Regions from separate parts of the Homo sapiens genome. Here regions 1, 2, 3 and 5 are each linked to region 4. The links are chromatin loops, found by intact Hi-C in ENCODE. Cell type or tissue: PC-3. All regions are shown on one strand. Links, peaks and the distances in the headings refer to the core of each region. The heading gives the core; the rest is flanking DNA.

The links. A loop is a pair of places that touch in the nucleus more often than their neighbours do. Peaks named below come from ENCODE experiments on the same cell type or tissue, not always from the same donor. Only the 100,000 strongest peaks of a DNase experiment are listed, where the experiment ranks them.
Region 1: a loop joins it to region 4, with 11 times the contacts of the local background. A loop is called at or near these places in 14 of 110 quality-filtered maps.
Region 2: a loop joins it to region 4, with 4 times the contacts of the local background. A loop is called at or near these places in 4 of 110 quality-filtered maps.
Region 3: it touches region 4 in a loop (13-fold over the local background); 3 of 110 quality-filtered maps call a loop at or near these places.
Region 5: a loop joins it to region 4, with 14 times the contacts of the local background. A loop is called at or near these places in 43 of 110 quality-filtered maps.

The regions. Positions count from the first base shown.
Region 1 is chr4:108,510,241-108,516,259 of GRCh38, reverse strand. No RefSeq gene overlaps it. Among named protein-coding and RNA genes, the nearest start is that of RPL34-DT, 110 kb to the left of the region's middle. In PC-3, for the core only: a CTCF peak has its summit at 2,902 (motif pointing right); no DNase peak of the experiment used is centred there; H3K27me3 peaks cover 2,220 bases.
Region 2 is chr4:108,115,348-108,121,366 of GRCh38, reverse strand. All of the region lies in intron 3 of LEF1 (lymphoid enhancer binding factor 1), which reads left to right. Among named protein-coding and RNA genes, the nearest start is that of LEF1-AS1, 49 kb to the left of the region's middle. RefSeq lists enhancers at 2,638-2,917, 3,485-3,994, 4,589-4,748 and a silencer at 4,329-4,398. In PC-3, for the core only: no CTCF peak of the experiment used is centred there; a DNase peak (open chromatin) is centred at 2,706; H3K4me3 peaks cover 535 bases; H3K27ac peaks cover 2,091 bases.
Region 3 is chr4:108,179,267-108,185,285 of GRCh38, reverse strand. No RefSeq gene overlaps it. Among named protein-coding and RNA genes, the nearest start is that of LEF1, 13 kb to the right of the region's middle. In PC-3, for the core only: a CTCF peak has its summit at 3,370 (motif pointing right); no DNase peak of the experiment used is centred there.
Region 4 is chr4:108,057,505-108,063,523 of GRCh38, reverse strand. All of the region lies in intron 11 of LEF1 (lymphoid enhancer binding factor 1), which reads left to right. Among named protein-coding and RNA genes, the nearest start is that of HADH, 71 kb to the right of the region's middle. In PC-3, for the core only: a CTCF peak has its summit at 3,196; a DNase peak (open chromatin) is centred at 4,653; H3K27ac peaks cover 1,056 bases.
Region 5 is chr4:108,569,383-108,575,401 of GRCh38, reverse strand. The region is part of intron 1 of RPL34-DT (RPL34 divergent transcript); the gene reads left to right. Among named protein-coding and RNA genes, the nearest start is that of RPL34-DT, 48 kb to the left of the region's middle. In PC-3, for the core only: a CTCF peak has its summit at 2,677 (motif pointing right); no DNase peak of the experiment used is centred there; H3K27me3 peaks cover 379 bases.

The DNA.
Region 1 (6,019 bases), core at 326-5,325, 450 kb before region 4:
AAATAGCTGTTATTATTTTGATATATGTTCCATCAATATTTAGTTTATTGAGAGTTTTTAACATAAACAGATGCTGAATTTTATTGAAGGCCTTTTCTGCATCTATCGAGATTAATCATGTGGTTTTTGTCGCTGGTTCTGTTTATGTGATGGATTACGTTTATTGATTTTCATACGTTGAACCAGCCTTGCATCCCAGGGATGAAGCCAACTTGATCATGGTGGATAAACTTTTTGATGTAAAGTACTTTTTTTAAAACTTTTTTTCTGATATTTGGAAACATGACCAAACATGGATTTAAGTCTTTAAATCCATCATTTTTTGTGGCTGCAAAGTTGGCTTAATGTATTTCTTCTTCACTAGGTAAGGAATCATTTTACTGTTTTCTCTCTCTCTCTACCCCCAAAGCATCTCCTATCAAAGAAGCTAAATTTTTGGTACAAGTGTGGTCTGGTGGTCTCCATTCCTAGCTGTGCATCAGCATCACTTGGGGAGTTTATTTAATTTTTTTTGGACTATTGTTAATATTTAAAGCAAAACAGTTCATAAGTGAAGCAAAACAACAAGACAAGCACTTTGTTAAAATATGTTACATTAACCTTCTCATTTAATCTTTCCAGCAACTTTACCCTATTAGTGAACTGCAGTGCAAATAAATTGTTAGTTGCCAAAGTCACACAGTTTTAAGTGGTCCAAGCTGTTAAACGCTGGGATACACTACTTCCTTTCATTGGTGATATCAAAACCATTTCCAAAATAAACTTGATTCCCCCACATTAACTAATATTCTCTTCGTTTATTCCTTCAGAAGGCCAACCTCATCCCTTAGATGGTAATTCCACGTTTCCTTTTGTAGAAGCTACACTTTTTCCCATTGTTTCTAAAATCTGTCTAAAATAAAAGACTTTCTGCTAGAGGAAACACAAAAGTACCCTTCACTGTTGCTATAGAAAATTATAGAATTTTCATTTAAAGAGGCATTCAAAGAGCATGCAGATTAAAAAGTAGAAAAATATTGCAGAAGTGTCAGGTAGTTAGTACACACATTCTGTTAACCTGGATTTTGTGATGCTTACAGTATTTGTCAACTTTGTAAAATTATTCTTAAATAGTCACTTTCTTACCTAATGGTACTTTTATGTTCTGTTTCTTAAAGAGCTCTCCAAGTGGCATAAGCACCAGCTTCCACAGAATGGGATATGCCCCCGGGGAGGGAAATCATATTCATGATCTTGGTCGCCTAACGTAGTGTTTTAACCAAGGAGCTAACCTATAAGTAGAGGCAACATATAGCTATTATCATCTTCTAGAGTCCACCTGTTATTCTAGAACTGGATTAGAATGTCATGGATAATAATAAGTAACTATCTTGTTAGTTTATATCAGCTGCCAAACTGTGGGATTAAAAGGAGTCTATGACTGAGAAGAAAGTTAAGAACGTCCAGTTAGTTCTCATTTATTCCTGCTTGGTTTCAAAAAGGAAGCAATCCATAAACTAGTCAAGAAATGAAATTAACATAACAGCACTGTTGGGAGTATTTAACAGAGTATCTGCCTTACATTGTTGTACCAGTTGAGTTGGGCCTTTTCTAAATTTTCTATGTGAACATATATTTTGGTAAATGTCCCTTAACTAATAGTATACCCAAATGGACTGCATTTAACTTATTGAACAGGGGACCCCAGCAGGGGTAGTGGTCCACAGCCTGTTAGGAACTGGGCAGCACAGCAGGAGGTGAGAGGGGCAAGCGTGCATTACTGCCTAAGCTGCACCTCCTGTCAGATCAGCAGCGGCATAGATTTTCATAGGAGAGCAAACCCCGCTGTGAACTGCGCATGTGAGGGATCTAGGTTGCATGCTCCTTATGAGAATCTAATTAATAATTAATGCCTGATGATCTGAGGTGAAACAGTTGCATCCCAAAACCATCCTCTGTCCCACCTTCCCCTGCCCCCATGTATGTGGCAAAAGTGTCTTTCACTGGTTCATGGTGCCAAAAAGGCTGGGGACTGCTGTATTTGAAGGTGGCTTATTCAGCCATCTCAATTTTCTTGAAGACATCTGCTAGTTCAGAATAAAGTGGAATAAGACAGGCGAGTGTTGTCACAAATTTCATTCATTACATGTACATTTTACTCATAGATGAGCCACAGCAGGTCTCACTTCTTCTACTAAATTTAGTTATATGATTGCCTACCAGTAAGTTTAAAAGAAGTAAAAGATGAAGAAATGTGGTGCATGCATAGGGTGCTACAGGAAGGTAGAATTACTTTGGATATAAGAAGGAAGAAAAGCAATGAAAAGAAGAGACAAGAACTTAACTGGAAAAGGAGCATTTAGCATAAGGGCAAACAGTTCCACGTATTATAATTGTTCCTGAGGTCTTGCATAGTAAATGATGTTCATAATAAACAGCTCTTGGTCATGTATAAAAATTTAATTTTCCTTTGTATTCCTTTGAAAATAATATTAAACCTTATGGTGCTTAAAATTTTGATTATCTAAAAAATTATTTATATATCAGTTTATCTTAAAATAATGTAGTTTGAAAGATAATGAACTGTAATAAAGAGCCACGTTAGAACAGCATTCTATTTTATCCAATTTCGGAATACTGTTTGTGAGATTTTCCCAGGTGTTATTTGCTTTGATGATATTACAATTATTTTCATCCCCCCCCCACTCATCAAGGACAAATTAATGAGTCAAATATCTCAGGTTAGAGACAATGTAAGATTGAATAACAAGATGAAATATTTGTTGTTTATAATTCAAAATGTGGATATATGTAACCCACACACGATAAACAGTGAGTAATTATGTACCACCTGTGAGGATGGATGTAAAACTTTCCTCCCTGTATTTAGGGCCACATGAGTTCTTGTTTCTGAAGTCGCATTGTAATCCCCCAGTAGATGGTGCTGAACAAGCAGGGAGGACTGGACCGGGAGCCTTTCCGATCCCCCGCCCCGATCCTGACTCTCACCTCTCCGCTCTGCTCGGTGCTTGATGTTCTGAGAGCGATTGTTCAGGAACGTCTAACGATAACAAAACCTCTTTCAAACATTACACAAACACAAGCCGAGGTGGGTCAACATCATTAGCGGACTTCTCCTTTGTCTGTTATTAAAAGGAGTGAAGCCCAGTAGCCTAAGATACAAGCTGGTGAGTTTCCAGTTATCCTTTCAGTAACAAGGCACCTTTTGAAAAACATGGATTATCTGTTTGAGGTGGAAGAGAGTAAAGGGGGAGGCACAGGATAGAAGAACATTTAAAAAGTGTGTGTGAGTGGGGGTGGAGGGGAGAAATATGAATTATCCTTTGACAACACGATTCAAGACTCAGACACAAGCCCCCTGGAGTCAGATGTTCTTGTGTTTGAACCTGCATATTTATAGAGTCAAAAAGAAAGGAGACGTTATTTATGCAAAGCTGAAATATCATACACTTAAATGGATAGCTCCTTGTGACAATAAGTGACTCATATGTCAAGACAAGTAATCAATTTTTCATTCTGATTAAGACCTTTCAACTTAACGCAGGGAGAATGCTCCTGGCTGCCTTAAATACATCCTGTTAAAACAGAAGTCTGCACTTAATCGCTCCTTTTTAGAACATGAGTCTGATTTCAGGCCAGGCAAAAACATGGGGGAAAACACTTTAGGAATAAAGTAAGCTTTGTTTCCCCTTTTGCACTGGAAAAAAAACCATAAAGCATTTGAGTAATGTTAATACTTAGGTGTTCATTTTAGAGAAACTTGGGGGATCTAGTGAGCTGAAACTAACTCTTTACCTTATAAATCTTAAAGAACTTTAAGTTGAAGGAATTTAACTTAAAATAATGCTATCAAAAAAGGAAGTTAAGCATTATTACTTTTCTGTTAGTATTATTGCCAAACCAACTAGAGCAGAATTTCTTGACCAAGACTATGAATCTACAATAGTTCTTTCTGTAATCGACCAAGACTGGCATAACGCTTCCTTCATTGCTTCCTCCAGGGAGAAAAACCTGTGTAGAAGTGTGCATTGTACTAGTTCCTCCAGAGGACTGCCAACGTGCCAGGAAACGTAGGGGATGTGGACAGTGGGACTATGTTTGGGGAGGCAAAGTGGAAATTGGGATGTATATAATATCAGAAGTAGGGATAAAATTGCAATCATAGGCAGTTGCAGCTATGGGTCTACAGACATATGCAGGAAGTGAGAAACGGCTGAGGAAGAGGGAATTTGCAGCCAGGAACAATAGAAATGGGCATGGATGTGCTTGTGTGTTTCTCAGCAGCCCTGTTTTGAAGGGGAGCTTTGTTTCAGGATGGAGGCTGAGAAGAGTGAAAACAGACTGGGGAGGAGGGTAGAGACATGCCAAAATTCACGCCCCTAGCAAAGTTCAAAGGACCCAGAAAGTTATTCTAGTGCCTTTTCACCAAGTGCCATGCTGTGTTGCCACCAGCAAGGCATCAAAGCTGCAGCCAGTGTGCAGATCCCAGGCGGCTGGGCTATGTGATTGCTGACTGCCAGCACTGAGGCACCTCTCTGGGTGCCCACCTAGTGGGAAGATCCTCACAACCACATGGTTGTCTGTGGCCACTGGGCTGTCACCTGGAAAAGGAAAACCATGCAGCACCCTCATAAATGGCTCTGAGCTGCTGGGGCAGTTCACCATCGGCAGATGACCTTGGTGAGGAAATGATGAGGAGTGGCGAGACCCAGTGTCACAGCATGTTAGGTATTTATCGCTGCATAAAAATTACCTAAAACTTAGCAACCTAAAACAATAAACCTGTATTATCTCATCAGTCTCTGTAGGTAAAAAATCTGAGATTGACTTAGTCGGGTGGTTTTGGCTCAGGATTTCTCATGAAGTTGCAGATATTGGTCAGGGCTGCAGGCATGTGAAGGTCTGACTGAGGTTGGATGATCCTTTTCCAAGGTGTTTCACTTACATGCCCACCTGATTCCTTCTGGCTGTTGGCAGGAGGCTTCAATTCCTTACCCAGTGGGCCTTTCCACTGGGCTGCTTGAGTGCCTTCACGACATGGCAGATGGCTTCTCCCAGGACAAGTAATTAAAGAGAGAGTGCAAGAAGGAAGCCACATGCTTTTTATAACTTAGTCTTGGAAGTCATATACCATCACTTCTGCCACATTCTGTTAGTTAGAAGCCAGTCATTAAGCCCTTTCCACACAGAAGAGGAGGGGAATTAAATTCCACTTTTCGAAGGAAGAATTATCAAACAATCTTTGAATGCATTTAAATATCACTACAAACAGAGAGGATGGCCATTAGAGGATGGCCAAATGGATATATTCCAGATGGCTAGGGCAGATATGTGTCTTCCACAGACCCTGGAACAGTTGTATATTGTCTCAGTTGGGAGATTAAAAAAGAAATGTCAGCACAAGAGTCTCAGTCCAGACTAATATGATAAGAATCTTTCTGAGGATGGAGCCTGGGAATCTGTATCTTTAAAGCTTCCTGTACAATTTTGCATACAGGGAAGTTTGAGAGCCCCTGATCTAGAACAGCGCTGTCCAGTGGAAATAGAGTATAAGCTGAATATGTGATTTAAAATTTTCTACTAGACACATTAAAAGAGTAAAGAGAAACAGGTGAAGCTAATTGTAACAATATACTTCCGTTAATACTGCCAAAATAGTATCATTTTGACAGGTAATCAATGTAAAAATGATTAGTGAGATATTTACCTTATTTTTTGACACTAAGTGTTGGAAATCCAGTGTGTATTTTACACTTACAGTACATTTTGACTTGGTCTAGCCACACGGATCTAGTAGCTATTGGATTTATTGATTACTGCTGGTCTAGAATAGAGGGCCATAATCATGGGAAGTTTGACTATTTTATTCACTGCTTTGTGTAGATCCTGGGACATGGTATGTGTTCAAGAAGTATTTGTTGAATAGATTAATAATGTGCTGATATGAACTTAAAGGTCAGTTATAAAGTATATATCCTTTCATATAGAGTAGATTTTCTCAGATTCCCATAATTTTCTG
Region 2 (6,019 bases), core at 568-5,567, 58 kb before region 4:
TCCATGAGATCAAAACTCTTTTCACAATAATACTGTTATTTTTTGCCATTTTCACTGTGTAGACATTTGCACTTGTATGAAAACAATGCTGGGAAAACTGCTCATCACTTAGCACAAATCATGGCCTGGCACCAACTGTAGTAGAAGTTCTTTAGTTACTATATTCATCACCATGGACTCTCAGTTAAAAAATGCTAGTGTCACTTAATAAAGCAGTAGAAGTTATTAATTTTGTTAAACCTAGGCCCTTAAGCACATGTGTCTTTTTAATATTCTAGTGATGAGATGGGAAGTACATATAAAGCACTTTTACAATGTGGCAAAGTGCCATGGTTGTCTCGAAAACACCAGTATGATTGAGTTTTTACTTTGCAGAATGATTGACAGGTCAGCTGTGGCTCTTCAGACTTGGTTATTTGGTAGACTTGGTTATCAAAAGTAAGTGAAATGAGCCTATTGTTTTAAGGAAAACAGTTATCAAGTACAAAATTCAAGCTTTCAAATACAAATTAGAATTTTGGAAATCTTGTATTCCGCAACATAAGCTTGACAGCTTTCCTATCCTTTAATGTCTCTTCTGATGAGTTCAGTGGTGATATTGACAAATGTGATTGTGGTATTATATAATGAAACAGGTAAACATTGGGAAAATCTACATGACTCAGTAACCCAACATTTTTCAGATGATCAGTGTTTGTTGCAAAATCACATGTGGATGAGAGATTCAAAGTGTAGGACTTTGATAGATTAATGGATTTCAATGTAACAGAGTAGGAAAAGTTCACTGATGGTTTCAGATTCCACATTGCAGCTGACCTTTAAAAAATTACTGCTTTGTCCATTGTATCAAAGAAGAATATTCATAATTATCTTAAAAAGCTATTAAAATAATTCTTTCCTTTCCAGTTATATATCTGTGTGAGGCTAGAATTTCTACATATACTTCACAGCAAATTTTATGCAGAAGCAGACATGAAAATTTAGTTGTCTTCTATTAAGCCAGATGTTAAAGAGGTTTTCAAAAACATAAAATGGTGGCTGGACACAGTAGCTCATGCACATAATCCTAGTACTTTGGGAGGCTGAGGCAGGAGGACTGCTTGAGTCCAGGAGTTTGAGACCAGCCTGGGCAACAAAGCGAGACCCCATCTCTACAAAATATAAAGAATTATCTGGGGGTGGTGGCACATACCTGTAGTCCCAGCTTCTTGGGAGGTTGAGGCAGGAGGGTTCCTTGAGCCCAGGAGTTCAAGGCTACATTGAGCCGTGATCACACCACTGCACTCCAGCCTGGGTGTCAGAGTGAGACCCTTCTTTTAAATATATACATACATACACACACACACACACACACACACACACACACACACACATATATAAAATATACACATATAATGGTACAACTTCCTATAAAAATATTTATGTTCACATGTAACAATTTAAACAGATTGTTTTTTAAGCAAATTAATAAATATTTTTTAATTTTCTCAGTTTCAGTTTCCAATATGATAAATATTGATAGATATAATCCATATAAACAAAAGCTCCCTGGGTGTCCTCAGTAATTTTCAAGATTATAAATGGATGCTGAAACCAAAAGTTGGAGAACCACCAGTTTACTAAGTCAAACTTTTAGGCCGCCTTATAGGAAAGACTTGAGGCTACCAAATGCACAGGTACATATGTGTTTCTTTTTGTAATGAAGGCTATCGTGATGGGGCAGATCATTCAACATACTCCCAAACAGGCCACATCCTGAAACTGGCAAAGACCTTCACACCTTTTATTGAGGGTTTTTTATTTTAATCTTTTGCCTTACAGTGGGACTTCCTGAAAAGTGTGGTGATTCTCAGTATTTCATTTTGTACATTACCATAATACTCTTACATGACATTTTGAGCATCATAAATCTGAACTCTATTATTAGGTTCAATATGTAATATGGACTCAGAAATTTCTTGAATGAAAATTTATGATGAGAATTAGTCATATCCCTAGGGTTTAGTCAGTGAAAACAAAACCTCAGTGTGTGCATTTAAAGGTGATCAGGAATAGAAATTATCTATTCTAAATGAAAGGAAAAAAGATAGAAAATTTCCCCATTTTAACAGAAAACAAAGACAAATGATTTAGAACCCAAGGACTGACTTTTCTCCTCAATATGTGATTTTCCATCACCTGATGTTGAACTTTTATCTCGTATGTGGGAGTTAGCTTTCAGTTCTACACTTATAATCTGTATAGCTGACCTGCTTGAAAGGCAAAGAAATTGAAAAAAAATGTTTTTTAAAAAATCTTATTTTCATGTGTTTTTCTTTGGTGTAAGTTGCTTGACTGTATTTCATCACAAATCATGTACTGTGCGGTATAGTTCCCTCACAAGGATGCATGATGTTGAATATACACAAAAAAATCTTTGTTTGAAAAAAAAATAGTTAGAAAGTTGGTGCTTTAACCAAAAAGAAGCTCAAGAATAGATTAGACCGTAACAACAAATTATGTAAAACAAAACCCAGAAAACAGGTCTGGTGGACGTTGTGTGTTATACTGTCTCATTAAAGAAAATGAGTCAAGATTGATCTAATTAACCACACAGGTTCAGTACATTTTACCTACTCGAGCAGGCTGCAGTGGCCATCTCCTGCCACAGCTGTTTGTTTAAATTGTTCACATGAGTCATACTGAGAAAGAGCCTTTAAAAAAAATAGGTAAACAAACTATTTGAAATCTCTGTCTTCTACCTGACAATCATCTAAGAGAAGCATTGTAATTATGTACTTGGGAGAGTCCCTGGCCTAAGGCCTTTCTAAACCTGAGGTGGCCTTACATAGATATTTAGAAGTAATGTCTTTTCACATGTCATTCATTGGGTGTATAGTGTTTTATGCAGTCTTTTACCTTCATGTTAGTTTAACTATAGCATGACAATTCACAGTTCGCATTAAGCCTAAGTTTCGCACTCAAAATCATTTTTGTATAAAATGTATGGAACTTGACTGTTGACAAATCGATCTGTTGAGTATTTTTATGTCACTGTTTAGCAAATGCAGAAATGTAGATTTGTGAAAAGATGACTAGAGATGAAAGCATGAATTCTTTGCCACCTTCCAAGTTAGCAGTAAGTATTAATAAGCTCATCTTTTAGAAAACAATGCAATGGAAATAAAAATAATTATTTGTTCTTGTGGTATGCTTAAAAGGATCATGGACTTTGGTGAAAGATCTGGATTTGACTCCTACCTCTACTACTTGTTAGCTGTGGGATCTTATGCAACTCATTTAGTCTAAGCCTCGTCACTCCCCACTCCCTACTCCCTAAAATGGAAATAATGATAGCAATCTCACAGAGTAGTCATTGGGACTGAACATTTATTTAGCATAGTACTTGGCTCATAATGACTGCCCCAAATGCTAGTAATAGTAATTGTGGCTGTTATCACTGCTAATATTAAGTTATATTTCACAAGTGCTAATTAAGTCCTGTTATCTTCCTGAGCCTTGGTTTTCTTATCTCTAAAATGGGGACTTGGGAGGTGATCTCTAAGATTCTTCCAGTCAGACCTTTCCAGTCACCCTGCAGAGGCTGGCGAGCTGCCCATTGCTGGGACCCTTCACGCCCACCCTGATCCCCTCCCTGCTCTTCCTCCCCCTCCCCGCAAAGCTTCTCTCTGGCCAGTTCTGCTCAGCAGGAGGTCGTTTGATCAAAGCCCTGGGAAAGGTCAGACATTCCTGGAGTGGTGACACTCAGCCGGCTGCAAGAGCTGCCCTTACAGAACCTTGTACTGCAGAAGCTGTAGCTCAAATGGAGAGGCTTTTCTAGGAGCCATTTTCTGAGCACTGTGGCGTAGCCCAGCTGGGAAGAAAGTTACTGAAGAACACCTGTTTGGGGGTGGCTGTCAAAAGCTTTGTTATGCTTTCATTTTCTTTTGGGATGTGCAAATGGTGGGAATAGAAAGGTGGAGGTTGAATCTTGTCATAAAGATGCTAACAAGTGGTAAATTACACTATAGTTAAACCGTGCAACCATTAAAAATTCTGTTAAAATATTTAATCACGGTAAAATATTTACAACATGTCGAGTAAATTAGATTATAAAATAATATCAGGGTTTTTTTTAAAAAATGTTTATATGTGAAGGTATAATGGAGAAAAATTAGGAAGAAATTTATCTCTAAGTTTTTTTCTGGGTGGCAGTATTAGGTAATTTTTGTTTAGATTTTCTAAATGTTTTACATGGGTTGATTCTAATGAGGAGAAACAAAAGAAATAAAATCAAAGAAAGAACCTTAATTGCTTATCAGATGAAAAGGCTAACCTCTTCACAGAAAAGAGGATGTGTGAATGTGAATTGTGTACAGTGATGTCTCACAGTGAGGGCACTCTGTGTCACACGTTGCCACCTTTGGCATCTTGTGGGCTTGAAGCTATAGAATGTGACCAGTCTCTTTACTTGTGGGCACTTACACAGTGCTTATGATGTGCCCAGCACTGTTCTTGGCACTCTAATACTAACTTATTGAATCCTCTCCACAACTTGCTGAAGCAGATCCTATTATCCTTACCTTACAGGAAACTGAGAGACAGGGATGTGAAAACACACAGGGCACACAGCCAGTGAGAAGCAAAGCCAAGATTCACACCCAGGTTCACCAGGCCCCAGAATCCAGGCTCCCACCACATACTGTTCCACTTTGCCCTGAAGTAAGACTCTTGACAGCCCTCAGGGCAAACAGCTCTCAAGTTGGATTTTATGTGTGTGGCCATCATGAGGGTTAATTGGGGTGTACTGTACTCTAGTGTGGTTCAGAAGTGGACTCGGAGGGCTCTTTGGTCCCTTCTTTTTGTTTGAGACAGTCTTGCTCTGTTGCCTAGGTTGGGGTACAGTGGTGCAATCACAGCTTGCTGCAGCCTCTACCTCCTGGGCGCAAGCAGTCCTCCCACCCCAGCCTGTCAAGTAGCTGGGACCACAGGCATGTGCCACCACGCCCAGCTAACTTTTCTATTTTTTTGTAGAGATGGAGTTTCACCGTGTTGCCCAGGCTGGTCTTGAACTCCTGGGTTCAAGCAGTCCTCTCACCTCGGCCTCCCAAAGTGCTGGGATTACAGGTGTGAGCCACTGTGCCTGGCCTGCACCCTTTTTTCTTGCTTACTGTTTCTCTTTCCTGTCAGCTGAGTCCAGCTCATGTCCCCCTGCCCTTTTCACTGTTTGAGTTCCAAGCCAACTCCCACACAGCTACCTTGATCAGATTTGACTCTCTTATTTTACCTCAGAGTCAAAATCTTGCCTGGGCGGGAGCACAGCAGTGAGCCTATAGCTTAACTTGGAATTGAAACCACCATTTATTTTCCTTCTGTCATTGTCAGGGACCTCAATTGTCTCTACAAAAATAGCTTTCCATAACTGCTCCTCAGTAGAGGGAAGAAAGCAGTAAAGAGGAAGGGGCACTGCAGCCTTCAGACCGCAGGCCTGCCTTACAGCCGTGTGTGTGTGTGTGTGTGTGTGTGTGTGTGTGTGTGTGTATGTGTTACATTATAGGCAGACCTTTTAACCTCTCTGGGCCTCAGTTTCCTTATTGGTAAAATGCAAGGATTGAAGTAAATGAATTTCAAGGTCTCACTGCTCTGATGTTTTGAAAAGCTTCAGTGTATCTTTCAACATTTTCCATTACAGATTCTTTTTTCTCATGCTGTAAATGCCAGAAGCAGAGAGAGGTTAGTCTTATCTATTTCTACAGCAGCAGCTACACAACTATCTTATTCTTTCTCTCTTTAACCTCTTCCAGTCTGATTAGGACTCAGCTTCATCCTACTGTTTTGATAGCAATTATCTATTCTGTGGCATCAGCTACTATTTATTTTTGAGATAGAGCTCAGAGTTACCAATTCTTGGGTTATTAGCACACTTGTATTTAGCAAGACCAATAATGTGAACCATCTTAAAATTAACACTTAAAAAGAAATTTTCTCAAGGTTACATAGCAGAAGAATGACATGGACTCACCATAGCCACTGAGAGAGC
Region 3 (6,019 bases), core at 298-5,297, 120 kb before region 4:
TTTGAAGAAAGTGTAATCAACTGTGTCAAATGCTGATGATGGGTCAAATAAGGGGGACGAGAATTGACCATCAGATTTAGCAGTTTTGGTGGAGAGCTGGGGCAAAAAGCATGCCTGGAATGTGGTCCAAAGAGAAGGCAGAGGAGGAATGTATGTTCATTTGCTACCCACTTTGTGCCTATGATTTCAGTACTGCTTGGAACCTAAAGAAATGTCTAATTATTTCCTTGACAAAATAAAGCACGATTGAATATTAGCTCTTTTTGAATTAATTAATTTGGGTTTAAATAAAGTTTTTCTTCAACAGTGTTTTACCTAAGTTATTTAAATGATTGGTGTAATTCTCTACTTTTCACATGAACAAAATATTGGCTACATACTACAGTATGTGGGGTAGATGTGATGGATATTCTGCATATGTAGTCTCTATGGTAAGTTAATGAATGTTTTATGTAAGTCAGTAAGTCTCTCCTCTGTTCTCTTCTGGTGAGGCACCAATAATCTGGAACATGAGAAAAAGGAGACAGTAGAAAGAAAAGAGGAGTAAGCAATACTTCTGAATTTTCTCCAACCTGAATGATGGAGTTAGTTCTATTTTAATCCAGTGTCAACATAATAGATGGACACAAAGTCAATTCATCAGTGTTCACAGTGAGGCTTGCAGCATAATTACTGAGTCATGGCACAATGTAAATTGAGTTACCAAAATAAAAAAAAGAAATTGTCCCCTTTTTCCTTTTAAATTAAATCTTGTGTCATGTTCCTGGTCAGATCTGGATACAATTCTGAGTTTTTAACTATATAAATTAGTTGTAATGTCTGCAATACCACTCTTATTTGATTGCAAATTCCTCTTTCATCTCACCAAGACTAGAGGAAACTATAAAGAAATAGGATATCACTCATCTTCTGATTAACTGAAAGTGAGGGCAGAGTTTTATTCAAAGGATCATATTTCTGGGCTAGAAATATAATTATTATTGCTTTATTTCTTTTTCTTTTCTTTTTCTTCTTTTTTTTTCTTCAATAAAAAAGGAGCAGAAAGAGACATTACAGCTGAAATAGAGTTACTTCCATGAAATGTTTCTTCCACAGTGCTGGGAGCCCTAAGATAACAGCCTTGTATTCAAATGTGAGAGGCAGAAAATGTAATTCACTTGAAGCATTAAGTGAAACAGAATAGTTTTTTTTTAAATCATCCACAGTAAGTGAAATATTCTTAGTAAATAATGTACAATGTCCATTTGATTTTCAATATTTTTTCAATTTGCAACCAAGAAATAAATAGACATAATGACAATGATTTTCATTTAAAGCTCATTGTTGCTATTATTGGAATAATGAATATAATTAATCATAGAGCATTAACTCTTATATAGAAAACAAACAGGCTTATCTTGGTTTACAAGTGAGTGAAAGAGATAAAAGTAAATATTTAGTTATTAAGTAAACTCTCTCTCCTGCTTTACTTCTTAGATTGTACCTTATCTAATTGCTGTCTGTCCAACTGATATTCTCATAGAAATTAACCTTTTTTACTTTAATTTTCAGCTCACTTATTTCTAACTTACGTAGCCACCAGGCAAAGGCATTTCTTACTCAGGTGACCTTCTGGCACCAATTCACCACTTTGGGCACCAAATCATCCCTCCTATCAATTCTAATTCCCTTCATTTTCAGGGGTCAAACTATGAAATTCTCATAGCAAACCAGTGGAAACAGTTTCTCAAGTGATTTCACACCCCACATGCTGTAGGGTTGACGAAGAGAGCAGGAGGGATGAAACGCACAGGGGCGCAACAGCAAGCAGCTCAAGAGTGTTTTGTGGGCCATACTTGGAGTAGATCCTTAACGTTGTTTTCGCATTATTGTTTTTATTTCCCTCACAGCATGCAATGTCTTTTTGGACTACCAGGCTAGTAATCCCAGAAGTCATCTGACCTGAACCATGTTGCAATCCATTCCATAGTCCTCTTTAGGACAATTTTAACCTATGTATTGATCACATTGTTTTGGCATGGACCTTTGAGCCCATATTTAAGTTAATTAAATTTTTCCCTTCCTGGAAGTTGAGGTTTATCTTCACCTTAGAAACAGAGAGGAAAGAGAAAGAGAAAAAGAGAGAGAGAGAAAGAGAGATGAACTTCAGCTATTTCACAGTAAGGGGGAAAAAAATACATCCTATCTGTATTTTTTAACACTTCCCACAAAAGAAATTCAGGAAATGCTATCTTTTTTACAGTAAGTACAATATTGTGCCACAGCCAAAAGATGTTCCTGTTTGCTGTGTTCAACCACATGTTGAACCGACAGAGGCCAGAGGAATGCTAAGCCTAGAAGGTATGTGCAGGGGGCATGCACAAATCCACGTTGCTCTCCTGCGCTTCTGCACCCACCAAAGAGCCTCATGTTCCCAAGTCTCTGGCACACAGCTGCCTCTGGAAATCACCCCATCAGGTCCTTAGTCACTTGCTCCCCTAATACCCTTCCCCAAACATCCATGTCTGGAGCAAACCAAGACCTCTTCCGACTGTCAGTCGTTAAGACAACAGACATTTCACTTACTACAATGAAAAACAGTTTATAATACAAATTATTTCATGCAATTTACTTGGTCAGTGTTTCAATTCAGCACTTTGATAGCCAATCCAATAACCTGAGTTCCATTTCTCTCCTTCCTATTAAGTACATTACAGTATTAGCATGTTTTCTAGAAAGGGATACTCTAAGGTGACAAGTTGTTCAGATAGAGAAAATAAATTACAGAGTTAAGGAATATATCCGAAGCAACCAGCAAGAAAACCACAAACTACCAACAAATGTCATTTCACCAAAAATGTAGCTTAAGAAGTTGCTTTGAAATAAGTTCATCCCATAGGGGAAATTTCTGGGATGACTGAAATGTTCTATATCATGATGGAGTGATAGTTTCACAGGTGTATATATTAATCAAAACACTCTGGGGAGTCTTTCAGAATCACCTGTGACTCTCAGAGCTGCCCGATTTAAAACACACACACACGTGTGTATTTGTATACTTTGTACACTTAAGACCTACACATTTCATTGTGTTTAAATTATTACCTTAAAAAAAAACAGCCCATCTTTCTGATCATTATAAACCAGGGGTGTCCAATCTTTTGGCTTCCCTGGGCCACAGTGGAAGAAGAATTGTCTTGGGCCACACATACAATATACTAACAATAGCCGATGAGCTAAAAAATAAAATAAATCATAATGTTTTAAGAAAGTTTACGAATTCATATTCAGCTGCATTCAAAGTTGTCCTGGGCCATATGTGGGCTGTGGGCCATGGGTTGGACAAGCTTGCTATAAACTGTCAGAGCCCTTTTATATTGACCTCTGCATGACCAGCAGGTGGCCCTGAAATTGTGTCTGCTATAATGCAGTGGCTCCAATACTGCCCCCAGTTCCTGATACTCTTCTTCTGTGATTTACTAATTTTTGTTGTCAAAATTACCCAAGATCAGCTCTTTCACTTTTTAAGATATTTTTATCACATAACATTTAAAATTATATTTTATTACTTTAAAAATGTTGGTTCATTGCATATAAAATTTTCCAAATGCAGCCAGGTGCGGTGTCTCATGCCTGTAATCCCAGCATTTTGGGAGGCTGAGGCGGGTGGATCACCTGAGGTCAGGAGTTTGATACTAGCCTGGCCAACATGGTGAAACACCGTCTCTACTAAAAATACAAAAATTGGCCGGGCATGGTGGCGCACGTCTGTAATCCCAGCTACTCAGGAGGCTGAGGCAGGAGAATCGCTTGAACCTGGGAGGCAGAAGTTGCAGTGAGCCGAGATTGTGCCACTGCACTCCAGCCTGGGTGACAGAGTAAGACTCTGTCTCAAAGAAAAAAAAAAGAAATTTCTAAAAGCACAAACAATAAAAAACTCAATAAAAAATCTCCACTATTCAGAGAAAACTACTATTAGTATCTTACTGTCTGTCCTTCCAGATATAGTCAACAGATATTGACTAAGTGCCTACTTTGTGCCAGGAATTGTTCTAGACATCAGATATACTGAGGTAAACAAAACAGTGCCCCTGCTCATAGAGTTTACATTCTAATAAATGATCTGTAAACATAAACTTTTTAAAATGAGGTATGATTGCATTTATTCTCTTATAACTTTATTTTTTAACTTAGCAATGTATCACTAATATCTTCATGTGAATAAAAATAATTGAGCATCATTATCAAAGCTGTGTGGTATTTCACCATCAAGCTATATTAGAATTTCACAAATCCACAGCTAGACCTTTCCAAGTTTTTCAAAGTTATAAACGCTTCTTTTTCTTCCTCCTCGTCTTCTTCTTCCTCTTCTCCTCTTCCTTTCTTCTTTTTCTCCTTCTTCCTTCTCTTCCCTGCTCCTCGTTTTCTTCTCCTTCTTCCTCTTCTCCTCTTACTCCTTCTCTTCCTCTTCTCTTCCTCTTTCTTCTTTCTCTTTTTCTCCTTCTTCCTTCTCTTCCCTCTTCTTTTCCTCTTCCTCTTCATCTCCTCTTCCTCTTTCTCTACTTTTCTCCTTCTTCTTCCTTCTCTTCCCTCCTCCTCCTTTCTTTTTCTCTTTTCCTCTTCCTTTTTCTTCTTCCTCTTCTCCTCTTCCTTTTCTCCTTATTCTTTCTCTTCCTCCTTGTTTTCTTCTCCTTCTTCTTCCTCTTCTCCTCTTACTCCTCCTCTTCCTCTTCTCTTCCATTTTTTTCTCCTTCTTCCTTCTCTTCCTTCCTCCTCTTCATCTCCTTTTCTTCCCCTTCTCTTCCTTTCTTCTCTTTTTCTCCTTCTTTCTCTTCCCTCTTCTTTTTGCTTCCTCTTCTCCTCTTCCTCTTTCTTTTTCTCCTTCTTCTTCCTTCTCTTCCTTCCTCCTCCTCCAATTCTTTCTTCTTGTTCCTCTTCTCCTCCTCTTCTTCTTCCTCTTCTCTTCCTCCTTCTTTTCTTCTCCTTCTTTCTTCTTTTTTTTTTTTTTTTGAGGTGGGATCTCACTCTGATGCCCAGGCAAGAGTGCAGTGGCATGATCATAGCTCACTGAAGCCTCAAACTCCTGGGCTCAAGTGCTCTTCTTGCCTTAGCCTCCTGACTAGCTGGAACTACTGGCGCACACAACCACATCCAGCTAATTTATTTTATTTTTAGAGATGGGGTCTTGCTATGTTGACCAGGCTGGTCTTGAATTCCTGGCTTCAAGCAATCCTCTTGCCTTGATTCCAAACTGCTGGAATTACAGGTGTGAGCCACTGTGCCCAGCCTACTCTCTGTACTTCACTGAAAATCTATGGTTCACTTTTATTTTTATTTTTTTTCTTGAGATGGAGTTTCGCTCTTGTCACCCAGGCTGCAGTGCAAGGGCATGATCTCAGCTCACTGCAACCTCCTCCTCCTGGGTTCAAGCAATTCTCCTGCCTCAGCCTCCTGAGTAGCTGAGATTACAGGCGCTTGACACCACGACCAGCTAATTTTTGTACTTTCAGTAGAGACAGGGTTTCATCATATGGGCCAGGCTGGTCTCGAACTCCTGACCTCAGGTGATCCTCCTGCCTTGGCCTCCCAAAAGTGCTGGGATTACAGGTGTGAGCCACCGTGCCTGGCCTATGGGTCATTTTTAGTCACAGTAAGGATAGTATGTTTATGTAATACTTCTCTACCATAAAAGCATATCAAGGCTTTAGAGGTACATCTCTCAACAAACAGTCTTTACCCATTTCTTCCAGAAAATGACCCTGCTCTTTTGTTCATCTTCCTCCTCTTATTGCATCAGGTTTAAATCTCTGAAATGGAGGGGAATGACTTTTGCAACTAAAAGAATTTGCTAGGCCTAAGGCTAATGCCTTATTAAAGCATTTTAGTGAAAACTCAAGGCATAGGACAGAATAGACTTACTATTATATCTGGCCCATGTGTACCAAGAAGCAGTTCAGGAATTGTACCTGAAAATGAAATCTGTAGTGGGAGTAGGCACTCTCCATGGTATATATTTCTGGAGAAACTTTTGATCCTGGAT
Region 4 (6,019 bases), core at 360-5,359:
CTCCTTAAAGAGGAGAACTCAGCAAAATCAAATTAGTGCTTTAAAAAATCTGATGGTTTTTATACCGGCTATGTATTTGCAATATAGTATGCTTTTATCTTTTCTCTTCTATCCTCTTTGGCACATTTATTCTTCCTCCATTTCCTTTCCCCTAACTCTTTCTTCTAAACCATTTCTTACTGATCAGTGGCAAATCGGCCTGCTTAAAAAAAGAACAAACAACAACAAACAGTAAGCAAAATGCCATCTTACTCAGCAAATCCAGGGTGGGTTTGAGGAGCACCATTTTAGCCCAGAACTCCCAAGCTTTTGCTCAGTAGAGACTTTTTCTCAATTGAAATCACATGTAGTCACTCAAAAGTAATGTATTTGTTTCTAGTCAGAAAGCTATATATGCTTTATATTTTTTCTATTATTTAATATGGCATGGGCACTTATTTAACTGTGTTTCTTCTATCAAGTATTTCTCTTTATTGGTAACTATTGCTAGATTTTGCTCTAGTATTTATAAGTAATATTTATTTTATTTCTTTTTACTATAATTTTTTATTTATTTCCACATGACCACTAGCCCAAGGAACCTGACATTGTAAATTAAGGCTTGGTCTTTATTAAGCTTTAAATTAGCAGGGTGTGTACCTCTTCTCCTGGTAACAGTTCTCAAAGGAGCTGCCTTTGGTTATCCTCTCTAAGAACCCACATCCAGTCAATCACCAATCCCTGTCTTTGGGGTCTGTCTTGAGCCTTTTCTCTCACACTTACCACTGCCATAGCCCTAGTTCAGGTGCTCAGACTTTCCATCTGGAGTACTGTAATACACGTTAATAATTTTTCTGCCTCCAGGCTTTCTTTCTACCAGTTCATCCTTCACGTTGCTCCTGGAGGGATTTCCTACAACTCAGATTGTGCATCACTTCCCGACCTGGAAACTTAGCCAGTACTTCCCGTTGGCTAAAAGATAAAGCACCCGCCACTGAGTGTGTGGGTCTGCCCAGTCCTGCCCTTGTAGCTTTGCCCCCAGTCACTCTTGCTCTCTGCCTCCCCTCACTTTCACCCTAGCCCTTCTGAGTCCTATGATCAGTCCAAACAAAATTATTAGCAGTTCCCCACATGGCAAGAGGGCACCGCACATGCTGTCCCTGGGCTTCGAAAGCCCATTTCCTCTACAGAGGACTGGATAGACGTGTGCAGTGTTTCTTAGGAGAAGAGTGTTTACTGCAGCTCATTTGGCTTTTGACTAAACCAGGTGGCCCTTACCTAAACTTTTAGAACTTAATTTTGGTGCTGAGGTTTCAAACAACTTGCCCAAAAGGGGCCAGCAGAGATTTTGGTACCAAATAGATCTGAATTTTAAATCAGTTGATTCCCTGAGCAATCTACTTCAGCTTTTTAATCTTCATTTTCCTTACCTGGAAAAGGGGAATATCGATACCTACCCCCTGTGGTGGTTGATGTGCAGGATCTGCCCAGCGGCCAGCACACAGTTGGAGCTCAGACTCACTCCTTCCTCCTACTGAGACCTAAGTCAATTGCCCTCTCCTCTGTGAAACTTTCTTCATCTTTATTCAGATTCCCCAGGTTTTTCCAAATCCCATCACTGTAGTTTTATGATATCAAAATTCTTCTAAACTAATACTGAGTGGCAAGCTTTCCTCCAGGTGAAAGGAGGACCATCCCTTCATATAAGATCAAAAAATAATATACTCATTTTAACTCAGTGGCTATTAATCGAGAACCTCTTCTGAGCCAGCCACCTGGCTCCATTATTAGAAGCACAGATAGGATGTAAGCATGGCTGATGACACCCACCCCAGTAGCTCATGGCTTCACAATAGAAGTAAATCTAGTCAAAATCACAAGCCTTGTAATTTTTTTTTTTTTGAAAAAAAAAATTGTTTTAATTACTGAACACTTAGGAATGGCCAAAAGTTTTTTCATGTTCTGCCTGTAAACAGAAAGCCCTCAGAATGGCAGTGTGCCAAGGGCTGGCACTCGATTTACCTCACTTCTGTTTGCACCAAAATCTGTAAAGCTAACTATTTATATTAAAAAGCATGGAAAAATGTATTTCTGTATTTCAGAGTTTGGTAGTCGATTTGGTGTTCTTCAAGATGAGCATCCTATGGTATTTTAGATGTAAAAGATGGCTATTTTTGTCCTAAAGTGTATCCCAAACATCTTTTTCTAGCAAGTCACAGCTGTCATTGTGCTTTCTTGTCACTTATTTATATTTTCTTAAGGTTAAGATGTTCTCTCTATCCTGCGCAAGAAAAACAAAAATAACCCTCTCTCTCCACCCTACCCCCCTAAAACATTCTCAGGCCATCCCGCCGCTGGTGAGGCTCCAGTTGGTTGAGCTTCCTGTAATCAGAGTCTCTGGTGTTGCCCTCCCTCTCATTCCCGGATCAGTCATGCAGCCTTTGAAGTCACTGCCCTGCACACCATCCGAGTTTGGAGACCAGAACTGGCAGTTATTGGATAAGAATTGTAGAGTAGAGAGGAGCTCAGATCCACCTTCATAAAGATTTCCATAAATTAGACATGATAATTATTTCTGTTGTACCCCCACCCCTTCCTTTGTTGTAGGAATTCAGAAACATTCTGTTTGTATAGTAGCTGACTTGTTATAGTCATGATTCAGCATTTATTGAGCACCTAAGATAGGCCCTATGGAGACTTGTGTGACCTGGAAATAGAGTGTTGGATGGAGCAAAGAAGGTCCCTATTCTCACAGTGCTTGTTATGTTGCTGTGAGGGTAGTTGATTAAAAAAAACAAACAGGAAAATATAAGTACTATAATAAAAATAAGTTAGGGAGTAACTTAGGGGTCTGCTTTTAGATTGGATTGTCAGGAAAGGCACCTCCGAGGAGGTGGCACTTAGAAATAACCACCGTTATTACAGAAAAATGGAGGGGGTCTTCTGTTCTGGAACAGAGCCCTGGCAAAGAAATGAAAGACAAAGGGAACAGAGCGTCACGTTATGGAAAGAGCAGAGCCCAGGAATGAGGCCACCCAGTCTCCCAGGTTAGCTCTTGTATAAATTTGTGCGGCCTGGGGCAGGTCACCTAAAGCCTCTGGTTTCTCAGTATAAGTGAAGGATTGTGCCCAGCGTCCTCTGAGATCCCTGTCTGTCTCTCCCTCAAGTCCAACTTTCTGGTCTGCTTTGCTTTTGTGTGGTCTGCACTGCCTCCCAGTGTTATTATAGGGACTCAGATCTCTTTTTTTATTTCCTAATTTATAGTCATCATTTTATGTCTGAGTGGCTCTGTATAACTATAAAGCTTCTGCACGACCTTGAAAATGGCTTATACATGATGGGGATGTTCTTCAGTTCCTGTACAGATCATCCCCTGTGTCCCTCCTTCCTCCCCAGGATGGCTACCTTGTGTCCTGGGATATTCGAAGCATTGCCTCTAGTTTGAGGGTTTGATTTTCCACTAATGTAATAATATGGTTCCTTGTTTGCCAGACTACAGTCATACTAGTGCTGACCTCACCTTAGAAATAGTAAAATACTTGATTAGAACCAATCCTCCAGGCTGGGTATGGTAGCTCATTCCTGTAATTCCAGTACTTTGGGAGGTTGAAGTGGGTGAATTGCTTGAGCCCAGGAATTTGAGACCAGTCTGAGCAACATGGCAAGATCCCTTCTCTACAAAAATTAGCTGCGTGCGGTGGTGTGTTCCAGCTACTGGCGAGGCTGAGGTGGTTGGATCTATTGAGCCCGGGATGTCAAGGCTGCAGTGAGCTGAGATTATACCACCGCACTACAGCCTGAGCAACAGAACATGGCTCTGTCTCAAAAAACGCAAAAAACAAACCAGTCTGTCAGAGTGTGATGTGGAATATCACACAGCTGGTTTTCAATTCTGAAGGGAAGTTGACGAGTAAAGGTAAAGCTAGGCTAGAAGCAGTGGCTCATGCTGGTAATCCCAGCACTTTGGGAGGCAGAGGGTATATACCATCACTTGAGGGTAGGAGTTTGAGACCAGCCTGGGCAACATGGCAAAACTATGTCTGTATAAAAAATAAAAAGCATTAACTGGGCATGGTGACACACACCTGTAGTCCCAGCTACTCAGGAAACTGAGATTGAGAATAGCTTGGACCTAGGAGTTCAAGGCTGCAGTGAGCTATGATTGCACCACTGCACTCCAACCTAGGTGATGAAGTAAGAACAAAAAACTTGTATTTTCATTTCTTTAAAGATCCTATGGGTTTCATGGAATGCTTCCCATTTTTTGATGGGCAGCGCCAGCGCAGTGGCCGCATGCAGCCCAGCGGAGAGGCTGGCTCCTGAATCAGTGCTTTATTCACCCGGTTGTGTTCCTGTCTCCCCGTATGTTTCTACTTTTGAGCATTAAAAAATGTTTCACCCTGGTGAAATCAGATTGAAACAAATAAATTACCATTAATGTGGTCTCAACACTGTGGGGAAACTTTTAGGATAATTGGAAATGAGATCCCTAAAAGCCATTCCTCCAGGTTGGAGATGGTGGTCCCCAAGCTGCAGGATCTTTGGGAGAGGCCAGATTCATCTGTTTAGCTTTTCGGACTAGTCATTTGTGGGAATGCTGGGAGCCCAGGGCCTCAGGGGATAAGACTGCACACACTGTCCTTTGTCCAGCTGGAAGACCGGTGTCATGAACACTAATCACTTGTTTACTCACCACGCAAACATTTAGTGAGGACTGCTGTAAGTCACGAATCCTGTTAGGCGGTGGGGGTGTTTGCAAATGAGATCCTATCCCTTCCTGGAGGAGCTTCAAGTTTAAGAAGATATAGACATATTAAGTGGGTAGTTATAAAAGAGTATGTTTTATGCTGTGAAGAAGTGGCATGCTGTGCCTTATATAAAAATAAAGAGAATAAGAAGTATATAAATCGGAGTGAAATCAAGGAAGGCTTCCTGTGGTAGATAGCACTCGAGCTGTCAGGTTGGTGGCGGAATTTGGGGGTTTGATAGCACAGTAATAGAATTGATGTGAGTTTCTGGTGTTTGGGATATGTTTGATTTGGAATACCACCTTAAAATTTGTCAGAAGTTAGAGATTATTATCAAATACTGAACTTTGCTTTCTTCCTGACTTAAGATTTATATGAAATTAAAGAAGTAAAGAATTATAATGTTTGAAGTGCTGGAGAGAATTATGACTCTGAGTTTACTAATTAAACAATTTTCAAAATTGGCTTATTAATATTTACTTTATCAAAACAAATATAAAAAGCCTACCACCTTTAAATTATATAGATTGAAAAGATATTTTTAGATACTTTATTTCTTTTAGTTGTATGACATGAGAGTTAGTTTAAAAGAAGGAACAGGCTACTTTTAAAAGATAAAAAAAGGCTGGGCACAGGGGCTCACACCTGTAATCCCAGCACTTTGGGAGGCAGAGGTGGGCAGATCATGAGGTCAGGAGTTCGAGACCAGCCTGGCCAACGTAGTGAAACCCCGTCTCTAACTAAAAATACAAAAAATTAGCCAGGTGTGGTGGCAGGCGCCTGTAATCCCAGCTGCTCAGGAGGCTGAGGCCGGAGAATCACTTGAACCTGGGAGGCGCAGGTTGCAGTGAGCAGAGATAGCACCATTGCACTCTAGCCCAGGTGACAGTGAGAGACTCCGTCTCGGGGAAAAAAAAAAAAAAAGATAAAAAAAATCATCTGCTTAAACACATTTGGCTAAATAAAAACTTCAGCCTTTATTTCCCTAGGGCCAAGAGATGAGCATGAGAGGTAATTGCTAAGCTCAATATAGTAGTTAATGTTCAGTGCTTGGATTTACATTTTTTAAGAAGATTGTTTCTGGCTTTTCTTTGATGATGATGTTCGAGAGCCTGATGAGGTGGTTAAGGGTTGAGAACTTGGGGCTCCTGGGTCCTGTGAAGCTGTGCTACAGAGCTGACAAGTTGCAGAGTGGGAATAGAAGCACCAGTGAGAGGACTGCAACCCTGAGGGTCTGCCAGGAGCTGTGCCTGGTGTCCAACATTTAGCCCTGTCCTCTTAGAGCAGCCAGG
Region 5 (6,019 bases), core at 634-5,633, 510 kb before region 4:
TTCATATATATATATATAAAGGGTTCTCTTTTAGGAATCCTGGAAGAACTCCTCCCAGATAAAAAGCATTACTGTATTAATAGATGATGTAAACTTTTTTTCTGAGGTGTCATAAAGTAGAAAGTTGAATATTCCAGCTTTTTTTTTTTTTTTTTAAAAAGGGAAACTTGAATGCTTTGATCATTAGTCCCTTGAGTCTCATTCTTGTTTGGAGTTTTATTTTCCCATTCCTGATCCAGTCTGATGTTCTTTGTCTGCAATTCAATCTCTATTGCTTTAATCATTTTGGATTGTACCAATGCCTTCTCAGTAATAAAAGAAATGGGGAGCCAGGCTTGGCATGGGACAAGTCTCTTCAGCTGCAGTAAGACATTACGTATGAGTTGTCTACCCACAAAAGGGCCCACTGTCAGGTTAAATTAATGAGCTGCATGTTTTAATCATTAAGGTAATAGCAATATGTGGATTATTTGCCTAAGTTTTAATCATTTCTGTTTTCACCAACTAGGTCATCAAACGCTTTCTTTTAAGAAATCTTTCTATTTCATAGCAGAGAATAGCTTCTATGTGGGACAGAAATAAATGCTTCAGAGTCCTAAAACACTAAACAGCTCCAGGGTTTGGTAAAATTTAGTTATGCCTTTGTCCGTCAACACAGGAATTTGGAGGGACTGGCCGTGGTCACCATTAGCAAATGGAACCAGCATGAGTTCCAATTTGCAAAGAGTTGAAGTAGAATAGGGGAATTTTAGGTCTCAGCAGCTGAGGTGGAAATGAATTATTTTGTGGACCATGGGCAGCACTGAGACCGGGTGAGTTGAAAGAGATACTGCTGACTATGCCTGCAGGGGATCTGATGGCTTTGCTTCCACTGGAAATTGCTTTGTACAGACTTTCAACTCACAGTCTGGTATCTGCATGGCAAATGTTGGCAAGAGGACTTGCTGTTCTCAGGAAAGTCCACAGTAAGTAGATCAAGACACAACTTCTACAGCTGATTTTTCTAATAAAGCCATGCTTCCGAAAAGGAGGGATGAGTTTTAGCACCATTTTCATTTCTTCTTAGATATTTAGGCTATACCCAAGTGAAACCTAGAGCATAGGGTCAAAAAGAGAAAAATCCAACTTATTACTTATATCGTTGGGGTAATGCCAAGCACACGACTCAATTGATTTTTGATCGAATTTGCTAAATTAAAACAATCATTTTATGAACTCTGTGATAGTACTGTCCAATGTGTTACCACAGCATTTGTTCGTAACTCAAACATAGCTCTTCCTATACGTGTTATAGTGAATTACACCATTTAGCTATGTGCTTCCAGAGGTCAGGGACAGTAACATATTCATCTGTGTGTCCTCACGTCTTTATACAGAGTTGATGATCATAGAACATAATTGACAGTGTAGGAATCAATGGAGAGTTTCTGCTTTCCTTTCTGGAAACTGTGGTGTGGTGGGAAACCAAAGGATATAGGGGGTGGGTTTAGAAATATAGAATTACAGATGAGAAGGGCTCTCAGAGATCACATAATTCAACACTTTCATTTTACGGATGAAGAAAGTGAGGTCCAGAGAGTTTAATGACTTTTCAAGGTCAATTAGTTGGTGGCAGAGCCAGAATGGAGGTGACACTGGAACTAGCATTTACCAGAAGCTGCTATAGACTGGGCATTGTGCTTAACCTGTGCTGTCTGATTCATCCATTCTTCTGTCCTTTTTTTTTTTTTCTTGAGACGGTGTCTTGCTCTGTCACCCAGGCTGGAGTGCAGTGGCGCCATCTCGGCTCACTGCAACCTCCACCTTCTGAGTTCAAGCGATTCTCCTGTCTCAGCCTCCCAAGTAGCTGGGATTACAGGTGCCCACCACCACACCTGGCTAATTTTTGTATTTTTAGTAGACATGGGCTTTCACCTTTTGGCCCAGGCTGGTCTCAAACTCCTTGACTTCAAGTGATCCGCCTGCCTCGGCCTCCCAAAGTACTGGGATTACAAGAGTGAGCCACCGCGCCCAGCCTCTTCTATTCTTTTTTACTGATTTATCCATTTTCCATGTGTTTGGAAAAGGACTAACATTATTTATTTTGAAACTAAATCATTTGGAAAAAATATTAAAGTACATATTGTATTTAAATATTTGCTTCGTCCTTGTTTCTAGTATAGATCTAATATTTTGTCCAGGTGAGAAAAATAAAAGACAATCTGGCAGCTCTGTGTGGAGTGTATTTCCCATACAGGCAGCCTAAGGATGATTCTTGCTGAGAGTTGAGACAAAGATATTTTACCATAATTTTGCTCTGAGTTCTAACATTGGCCAGATACAGTTGCCTAAAAATGTGGCAAAAAAAGTTTAGGTCCCAGCTACTCGGGAGGCTGAGGCAGGAGAATCAATTGAACCTGGGAGGTGGAGGTTGCAGTGAACCGAGATCGCGCCACTGCACTCCAGCCTGGCGATAGAGCGAGACTCCGTCTCAACACACACACACACACGCACACACACACACACACACACACACACACAAAATTTAGACACACGAACCCATGTTTTTGATGAAAGAGGAGTCAGATTTTCCCAAAGACTGAATTCACCGTGAATCTGTTTGAAGAAGAACCCACCTCATAGATTTCCTAGCTGTAGAAGGTGTTGGTATAATTTTACCGCAATTGAGTTTATTGTCAATAGAGGGCGCCAAAGGATGGAAAAGTAATTACTGATGACTGGTTTGTTTCTCCAACTCAATTCGCCAGTACATATTTTTTTGAAAATAAACCTTTGAAAAGTCATCTTTCCATCTTTTTTTTTGTTTGTTTGTTTTGAGACGGAGTCTCCCTCTGTCACTCAGGTTGGAGTGCAGTGGCGTGATCTTGGCTCACCGAAACCTCCACCACCTGGGTGCAAGCGATTCTCCTGCCTCAGCTTCCTGAGTAGCTGGGATTACAGGCACCCGCCACCACACCCAGCTAATTTTTGTATTTTTAGTAGAGATGGGGTTTCACCATGTTGCCCAGGCTGGTCTTGAACTCCTGACCTCAAGTGATCTGCCCGCCTCAGCCATCCACAGTGTTGGGATTACAGGCATGAGCTACTGTGCCTGGCCGTCTTTCCATCTTGAAAAGGGAGAATCAGTACCTCTGTCCACATGTGTACTGTCATTTCTGCCCATCCAGGCAAAGCCAAGCTGAACAGAGCACAGCCTGAAGCTGGGCTTTTGTATATGGGTAGTCTCTGAAGTTGAGAAGAAGTTTCTACTCCTGCTTTTTTTTTTTTTTTTTTTAAACCAGAAGATCCAACAGCTTTACGTGCACCAGTCCTTTAATTGTTAGCAATTCACATTCCAATTCCTGCCATATGGCAGGCACATTGTTAGTTTCTGGGGAAACCAGGTACTAAAACAGAACCACCTGCATGCAGCCTACAGTATAGTGGGCAACAGAGACATTAATGAAACAGTCACACAGGCATACCATCAAAAATTATCTTGACAAAGTGGTGTTTGAGTTGAAATCTGAAAACTGAATAGGTGCTAACTAGGCAAAGTAGGGAGGGTGGAGGAAAAATACTCCAGCCACAGAGAACAACAGGGTCCACACGTCTGAGCCAGGAGGGAACATGGGCACTCCAGGAGTAGAAAGCCAGAGTGACTAGAGCCTGGGAAATGAGAGTGAGTGGCTGAGGCTGGACGGGGGGCAGAGTCATATCATACAGGGACTTAAGGCAGTGGCATGGAGTTTGGATTTTGTTGTCTGTGCCAGGCAAAGTTCTTGATAAGTGGTGATATGGATAGATTTATTTTTTAAAAAAGATTTCTCTAGCTATTTTGTGGAGAATGGATTAGAAGAGGGCATGATCATGAGGAGGCTACTGCCACAGTTCAGATGGGAGAGTGGCAGAATGTGGTGGCTTGGACCACCATGGTGATCATGAAAATGAAGAGACATGAATAAAGAGGGAGATAAAATTGGCTGAACTTTATTGTGGATCAAACATGGTGGTGAGGGAGGGGGTGGATGACCTCTAGGTTTCTGACTTGCAAAGTGCACATAGGTTAGAGTTTTCAAACTTGGAAAATACAGCTGGTGGTGTTTAGGAAGTGTTGTCATTACTGATGTGAGGTGGAAATCAGGAACGTAAACACTCGACAGTAGCTCATTGGGCAACCCGAGTTCTGGCTGTTGGTCTTTGCACCAAATCTCTAAACTTCTGTCATTCAGTGGACATTTCAAGCAGAGCTAGGAATGAGCAACAGCATTGTAATGTGATATTTAAATACGTAGCCTATACCAGCATGTACATATGTATATACATAGAAAAATTCTGGAATATAATTAAACCATTAACTGTCATGTTTGAGAAGTGAGAGGGAGTTCCAATTTGAAGTCCAGATGTTACTGTGTTGTTTGAAAAAAATTAAAGTAAGGCTTAATTGGTCTTCTAATTAGCAAAACTCATAAAATCCTGTCATTTGCAATAAAAAGCTTTTCAGTTGAGAAATTCGAAGCCCTTGTGGAGCCCCAATAATCTCTCACCTCCATTAAATTTCTCTACAGGAATTTAGAGAATCTTTCTATTTTGGGACCTTCTAGCCCCAGACAGCATAGATTTTTCTCACTGCAGCTCATTAGAGATGCTCAGAAAATCAACTTGAGGACAAGCTACAGAAGCCCTCCTGGTACCCTTTGATCTTTTGAGTAGCAAATGTGTCATTTGTAGCATGATGGTCCAGTTCTTATGTGAGGCTAAAACAGAGCCATTTCAAGATGCTCCTGAGACTCCCTGAACTCCTACTAACTACTAGACTTTCTGCCAATTGATGTATCAGTTCTGCCATCTCCCCCGGGACATCATTTCCACTTGCTTGGTAAATAATTAGCCCGGCTGCCTTTGGCTATAGCAAGGATTATAAATATTTTAAACACTGCAAGTGATTGAAACTGTTTCTATTTGATTTTGTCTATTCCTCTGATGCTTTGGGTAAAAACTTAACTCTAAGTAGGAAACATCTTTGGGAAGAACAATGTTCTAGGTACGAGAGGATGAGGTGTTGTATAGGCTGCTAAGGTCATCGGGCATTCAGAAACATGCTATAAGCCAGTAGTTTGAACCTGTCCAGTTTTAGCTCATACTAACCAATTTTTCTCACGTGAGAGAGATAAAAGACCCCATGTCCTAAGAACATTTCTATGCTTATAGGAGTTTTTAAAAAATAGACCCTATTTTTTTTTTTTGAGACAGAGTCTTGGTCTGTTGCCCAGGCTGTAGTGCAGTGGCGCGATCTTGGCTCACTGCAACCTGTGCCTCCTGGGTTCAAGCGATTCTCCTGCCTCAGCCTCCCAAGTAGCAGCCTCTCCTGCACCACCATGCCCGGCTAAGTTTTTATATTTTTAGTAGAGACAGGGTTTCATCGTGTTGGCCAGGCTGGTCTCAAACTCCTGACTTGTGCCCACCTCGGCCTCCCAAAGTGCTGGGATTACAGGTGTGAGCCACCACACCTAGCCACAGAGGGTTTTTAGAGCAGTTTTAGGTTCACAGCAAAACAGAATGGAAAGTTCTTACATGCCCTCTGCCCCCACACATGCATAGCTTCCCCCAACATCCTGCACTATAGAAGTACATTTGTTACCATCAGTGAACCTACATTGACATATCGGTATCACCCAAAGTTCATAATTTCCATTAACTTTCACTCTTGGTGTTGTACATTCTATGGGTTTTGAAATGTATAACGACATGCATCCATCATTGTAGTATCACACAGAATAGTTTTATTGTCTTAAAAATTCTCCATGCTCCTCCTATTCATCTCTCTCCCTCTACCCACTGAAAACCACTGTTATTTTTACTGTCTTCATAGTTTTGCCTTTTCCAGAATGTCATATAGTTGGAATCCTTATAGAAATTTAAAAATAATTCCTCTTACAGTAAGTTATAAAACATAAAAGTTCCCATTTATATAATCAATTCTAATCTTTACAGTGAATTCTTTGTGATTACTATGGAAACCCGATGTCTTAACTAAACC